Regions from separate parts of the Mus musculus genome. Here region 2 is linked to region 1. A link is a loop called in an ENCODE intact Hi-C map of the cell type or tissue named here. Cell type or tissue: heart. All regions are shown on one strand. Links, peaks and the distances in the headings refer to the core of each region. The heading gives the core; the rest is flanking DNA.

What was found. Peaks named below come from ENCODE experiments on the same cell type or tissue, not always from the same donor. Only the 100,000 strongest peaks of a DNase experiment are listed, where the experiment ranks them.
Region 2: it touches region 1 in a loop (1.8-fold over the local background); 1 of 42 quality-filtered maps calls a loop at or near these places.

Annotation. Positions count from the first base shown.
Region 1 is chr12:21,416,301-21,419,101 of GRCm38, reverse strand. It overlaps Ywhaq (tyrosine 3-monooxygenase/tryptophan 5-monooxygenase activation protein theta), which reads left to right and starts at 1,666. Exons shown (of 5, transcript NM_011739.3): 1 at 1,666-2,304. The coding sequence starts at 2,011. Gm4419 (predicted gene 4419) reads right to left here and starts at 1,220. Exons shown (of 4, transcript NR_166748.1): 1 at 1,020-1,220; 2 at 812-886; 3 at 268-472. In heart, for the core only: no CTCF peak of the experiment used is centred there; DNase peaks (open chromatin) are centred at 1,471 and 2,341; H3K4me3 peaks cover 2,500 bases; H3K27ac peaks cover 2,421 bases.
Region 2 is chr12:21,153,744-21,156,544 of GRCm38, reverse strand. All of the region lies in intron 1 of Asap2 (ArfGAP with SH3 domain, ankyrin repeat and PH domain 2), which reads right to left. Among named protein-coding and RNA genes, the nearest start is that of Asap2, 43 kb to the right of the region's middle. In heart, for the core only: no CTCF peak of the experiment used is centred there; a DNase peak (open chromatin) is centred at 1,244; H3K27ac peaks cover 328 bases.

The sequences.
Region 1 (2,801 bases), core at 191-2,690:
CCCACAGGAACATAAACGCTCGTGTGTCTTGCAGCCTGGCCTTGGGGATTCCAGAAATAACACCGGGCCGTCCGCCGCTGCACTGGAGCATAGTAAGGCGTTTCTGTATTAAGACAGAGTAGAGTCACTTTCCAACCAGGCCTCTCCTGGTCAAAGCACAAAGCAACCTTTACAAGTTGGGTAGGGAGGGGCAGCTGGGAGGAGATCTGAATTTCTGGAAGCTTCGTCTCTTCCCCCCCCCCCCCCCATCTGTGCTCAGTGTCAGACCTTCCTTTCTGCAGTCTTCGGTCTGCTTGGTTCCGTTTAGCATTTGAATCCACTTTGCCTGTGGCAGTCACTGAAGTTCTTTGAACCCTTGAGGAACTACTGGAACTGGCATCTCTTCAGAGCCCAGGTGGCAGTTTCATTCTTTGAGTCCGGTAGGACAGCCACCTCACTAGGAATTGGATTGAGGGCTAGGAAATAAGGGAGCCTATTTAAAGGAGAAAAATGTTAGCTGTGACCCTGAATACATGGCATCTGGGGCAAATGCTCTCATTTCAGAAGGGTGTTTATTGTGCAGAGAAAAACATGAGATCTTCACAAATATATCAGGAGAAAAAAAACCCATCACACACAAAAAACAAAAGCATGCATACATGCTTTACAGAGTACAAAGGTGTGTGTGTTCGGGGCAGGGTGTACTTAGACATTAATGTGGAAAAGTAGTAAAGAAATGTTTAAGAAATATGCTTCCGGGGATCGGGTAGTCACAGCTGTGTTTGTTCAAATCGTGCTTAATGTCATTTCCCCGTTTTAAAGAAATGCTTACCTGACGCTGCCACGCAGTCCTGCCCAGATCTCCTGAATCTACCTTTCCATAAGGGAATTGCTGGCTTTCGGGTGCCTGTGTGAAAACTTGAATTAAGCCACTTTCTCTGGGAACGAATCCTTTTTTAATGGGGATCAGGATATTTCTAATTTGTAGCCGAAACAGGAAAATTGTAAGGGTTGCATTTTAATGTCTTGGGGATACAAACCTTTGTCAAGAACAGGAAGGTAGAAGAAAGGAAGGCGCTTGTGCATCAAAAGGGCTAATTATCTCACCCCTGCCAAGTCCAGCTGCAGCCGCAGCAGCTCGAGAGCTGCAACGCCCCATCTGCAGTGGTTGCTGCTACAGGACACGCGGTCGCAGCCTCGGAGGTCGAAAGCACCTCCGGTCCCGTGCCGCACCCAGGAGTGCCGGGCTGGCGGGGAGGATGAGGGGAGTTGGAAAAGCATCGCCATGGCAACAGTGACGTCCATTCACCCTGGATCTAATTGGAGGAAACCCCGTGGCCGAAGCCGCAGCCTGCGGGCCAACCGAACCTACCCGAGCCGACCCACCCTCGGAGCCTCCGCTTCGCTTCCCGCCCCGCCCCCTGGGCCCCCTTCCGCGCGCTCGCCCCTCATTGGACAGAGGAGAAGCTAGAGGCGGGACTCCTTGGGGAGGTGCAGCGTTCTATTGGTCGGTGGCGAGCTCGTCGGCTCCGTGCTAGGCTGAGACGGGAGGGTCCTCGGCTAAAGCCCAAAGCAGATCAAAGTGGTGGGACTCGCGTCGCGGCTGCGGAGACTAGAAGGTGAGTGCGGACACAGCTCTGGGACTGCGGCTGCAACAGCCGCCGCGAGGTACCGAGGCCGGGTTGGCGGAGCACGGTCCTCATATCTGCTAGGCTACCGCGCGCCTGAGGTTCGGGCTGGGACGGGAAGGTGCGGCACCAACGGCCGCTTCCATCTTGGGCCGGGTGGGGCCCGCGCTCCGGCCTTGGGGAGGCGCGGCGGGCGGGCCGGAGGGCGCGGGCGGAAGGCGGCGGCCCCGTGAGAGGCCGGAGGACGCGCCGCCTCGTGCGCTGAGACAAAGCGGGCGTCCGGCTGCATTGTCTGACGCGCTCTCTCCTCGCTCCTTTTTGTCCTCGCCGGCGCCGCCCCGCCCCGCCCCTCGCGGCTCTCAGGAGGACTCCGGATCCGGCTCGGCGCTCGCCCTCGCTCGCCATGGAGAAGACCGAGCTGATCCAGAAGGCCAAGCTGGCCGAGCAGGCCGAGCGCTACGACGACATGGCCACCTGCATGAAAGCCGTGACGGAGCAGGGCGCCGAGCTGTCCAACGAGGAGCGCAACCTGCTGTCGGTGGCCTACAAAAACGTGGTAGGGGGCCGCAGGTCCGCCTGGAGGGTCATCTCGAGCATTGAGCAGAAGACCGACACCTCTGACAAGAAGTTGCAGCTGATCAAGGACTATCGGGAGAAAGTGGAGTCGGAGCTGAGGTCCATCTGCACCACGGTCCTGGTGAGTTGGCGCCGGCATTAGTGAGGGAGTAGGGCGGCGGGAGCGACACCCCTTTTGTGTGGTGTTCCCGATGGGGAGAAACCTGTGGGATAGAGAGTTTGTGATTTGAGCCCCAGGCTTCCTTCTTACCTGTTTCAGAGCTTTCTCGGGGGTGGGTAACTCTTTTTTTCCCAAGCTCTGGGGTACAAAAACTTGGGGGGAGTAGCCGCGTAGGCTTGCACAAGACTGAAAAAGACCTATTTAACCTTGTGCCAGGAGAGTGGTCCTGAGATCTGTAAGTTCTTTCATGTCGTAGAAGGCATGGGGACTTTTACCATAGAGATGCTAGAATTTCCCCAGCCCCCCAAGATTTAGGAGTGAAAAATCTAGACATGTTTTATTTTTCATGTAAGAATATGTTGAGCCTTTCCTTGCTAAAGAGGTGTGGGGGTGGGTGGGTGGATGAGTTCACTGGATGAAAAGGATACAGATAATTTGAAGAATACCATGCCCTGGTC
Region 2 (2,801 bases), core at 52-2,551, 260 kb after region 1:
CCATTCCTACATCTCCACATGACAATTATTTAATCTCCTGACCACACTCACCATATTCCTAAAATAGGACAGCAGCATCTGCTTGAAATGGAATTGCTGGAGAGCGACAACGTGTCCTGATTAAGACAAGGACCACCCCACCCTGCCCCATCCCTGAAAACAAAGCAAAGCAGCAAGGCTACTGGACAGTGGTTGGTTAAAAGGGAGGTGAGCCTACCTAGGCCCGTGTTGTATAATTAGGATCCCCTGGGGAAGGGTATAGGTGGACACCAAGGGACGATTCCTAGATATAAACCTAGGACTCATATTCTGGTCCATTTAGCTCTGGGACAATACAAGTCCCTCCATGGTCATCATAAGAAGTTATAAGATAAAGACAGAATGGTCCAGCCCCCGGCTACTCAAAACAAAGCCTGCTTCACTGTTGGGTCTCAAATGCTTTCAGGTGATGAGACAGTGCTGCTAAAACAGTCAAAGACCACATTCCACCATCCTACACCAGAGGGGAGCCACACTGGTGGCACACATCCAACCTTAGCCTGGTCACCAGCAAGGGGCCTGAGAGCCACAGGAAGCAAGGTGTGGGCAGAGCTTAGGGCAGAGCTTAGGGGCCCCAAGAGATGCAGAAGCTCCTGTTAACTGTTTTCTTAAGATTTATTTCCAGATGCTGGCAACACACGCCTTGAATTCCAGCGCTTGGGAGGTAGAGGCAGGTGGAACTTTGTGAGTCTGGGGCCAGCCTGGGCTACAAAATGAATTCCAGGACAGCCAGGACTACAAAGAGAAACCCTATCTCGAAAAACAAAACAAAAAAAAAAAGATTTACTTTTTGATTATGTATATGAGTGTTTTGCCTGCATGTATTTCTATGCACTTCATGTACAACCACCTATAGAGAACAGGAGAGTCAGATCATCTGTGAGACAGTTGTGAGCGGCCAGGGGGGTACTGAGAACCAAACCCTTGACCTCTATAAGAGCAACAAATGTTTTGAATAGCTGAGCCATCTCTCTAGTCACCTGTTCATTTATTTTTTTATTGACGCTTTTGACCAAAGCCACCAAGCCTTCAGATAACACCCCCACCCCCACCCCTAAGTTCGCAGCACAGAGGATGAGTGGGGGCCATACACAGAAGAGAAATGTGGCCAAAGCTAGGTGAGTAGGAGCCGGATGCAGCAGGAAAGCAGGCAAGCAGGATCGGGATGAGGTAAGGCTGGGCTGGGTCCCTGTCACTGAGAAAGGGACAGGAAGTGCAGCAAAGGGCAGAGGCAGCTCCTGGCTGTACTGCAAGGGTCAGCAGCAGGGAAGTTTATTTTCCTCACTGGAGGAAGCCAGTCCCTCCTCAAGGAAGGGCTCTGGCCAATAGTTATCCTGCCTTTTTGTTTTCAGTCCAGAGGAAGAAAAAAAAAAAAAAAGCCTGGAAATCGCAGGGAAAAGGGAAAGTGAGAAGCCTTGGCTGAGCCATCTACACACAAAATGGCACAACCAGACTCCCTCGTGCCCACAGGAACATCTGTGAAAACTGATGACAGAGAAAAGGGCCTAGGGTCCCTGACAGGCTACAGGACACAATGCCTGCCCACCTCATGCATTGCAAGCACCATCCCAAAGCATGGGCCCCATGGTCAATACAAACTCAAGGACAGGCAAACCCCAGCTCACAGTGAGACGCACAATGAACAATGATGTACCAACTCCAAAGGCCAAATGCATGGAGGATAAACACAATGAGCTGGGTCTTCTTTGATGGGCTTACAGGAGAGCGGGCGAGGAACCAACACGGAAGAATAGACAGACAGACAGACACGGGTTAAAGTATTTCTCAAACCAGTATGCTGCCAGTTGTAAAACCAGAACTCACTCCACCTCAGGCAACATGAGAGAGAGCTTTGATGCCTTCAAGACAGACAACTTGGGCTGGCTGGATAGCTCAGTGAGTAAAGGCACCTGCAATCAGTCAGAATTCAACGCCCAGAACCCATACGGTAGACAGAGAGAACTGACTCCCTAAGTTTTCCTTTGACCTGCACATATACATTGTGATGCGCACATGGAGGAAATATTAAAATTATGTTCAAATAGTTGATGGAATGAGTTGTTTTTCCTGGAGGGGGGGAGAGCTTTTTCAAAAAAAAAATCACTGAGTAGTTATTACTTCCATAAACAAGGGACTGCAGAACTAAAGTCAATACTAGCAGAAAGCACTTTTTAAAACTAGAACACTTGCTGCATTTCCCTGGCTTGGATAGACAGAATGTCTATGGGAGTTCCACTTGCCTGAAGGTCAGGGCCCCAGCACCTACAGCACACGGTGAGTGGCAGCAACCTTCTGTCTGCAGGTCACTTGCAATACAGAGGGCTTTGACGTGACAGCTGGGGCAGTGGCTAACACAGTCATATGAGGCTCAGACATACCTTGCCTTTCCTAAGACCACAGAGGTGAGGATAAGCTACAGTGGCTCTCTGCATTCTTCTTTCTCGTCCCCATACTCTGTCATATCCTCTCAGCCTGTTCTTATATAGTGCTGTTTCCTTAGTTTGTCCACAGAAAACTGCTGTTAAAATGTCCGGGAACAACGAACCGTGAAAAACAAAAAAGAAAGAAAAGAGGTGCTTAATTTGGGGGTTACTGCGGTTACTCTGTAACGCTCACTGGGTAGACAAGCTGCTCTTATCAAGGCCTGAGGTTACTGTGAAAGAGACCTTGCTTTCAGAAACATAAGACTTCCTGGGGCCATCGAATCTTGTAACAGAACAGTGGAAGACAAAGGCTCATCTCCCAGGGAGGGAGTGGGGTCT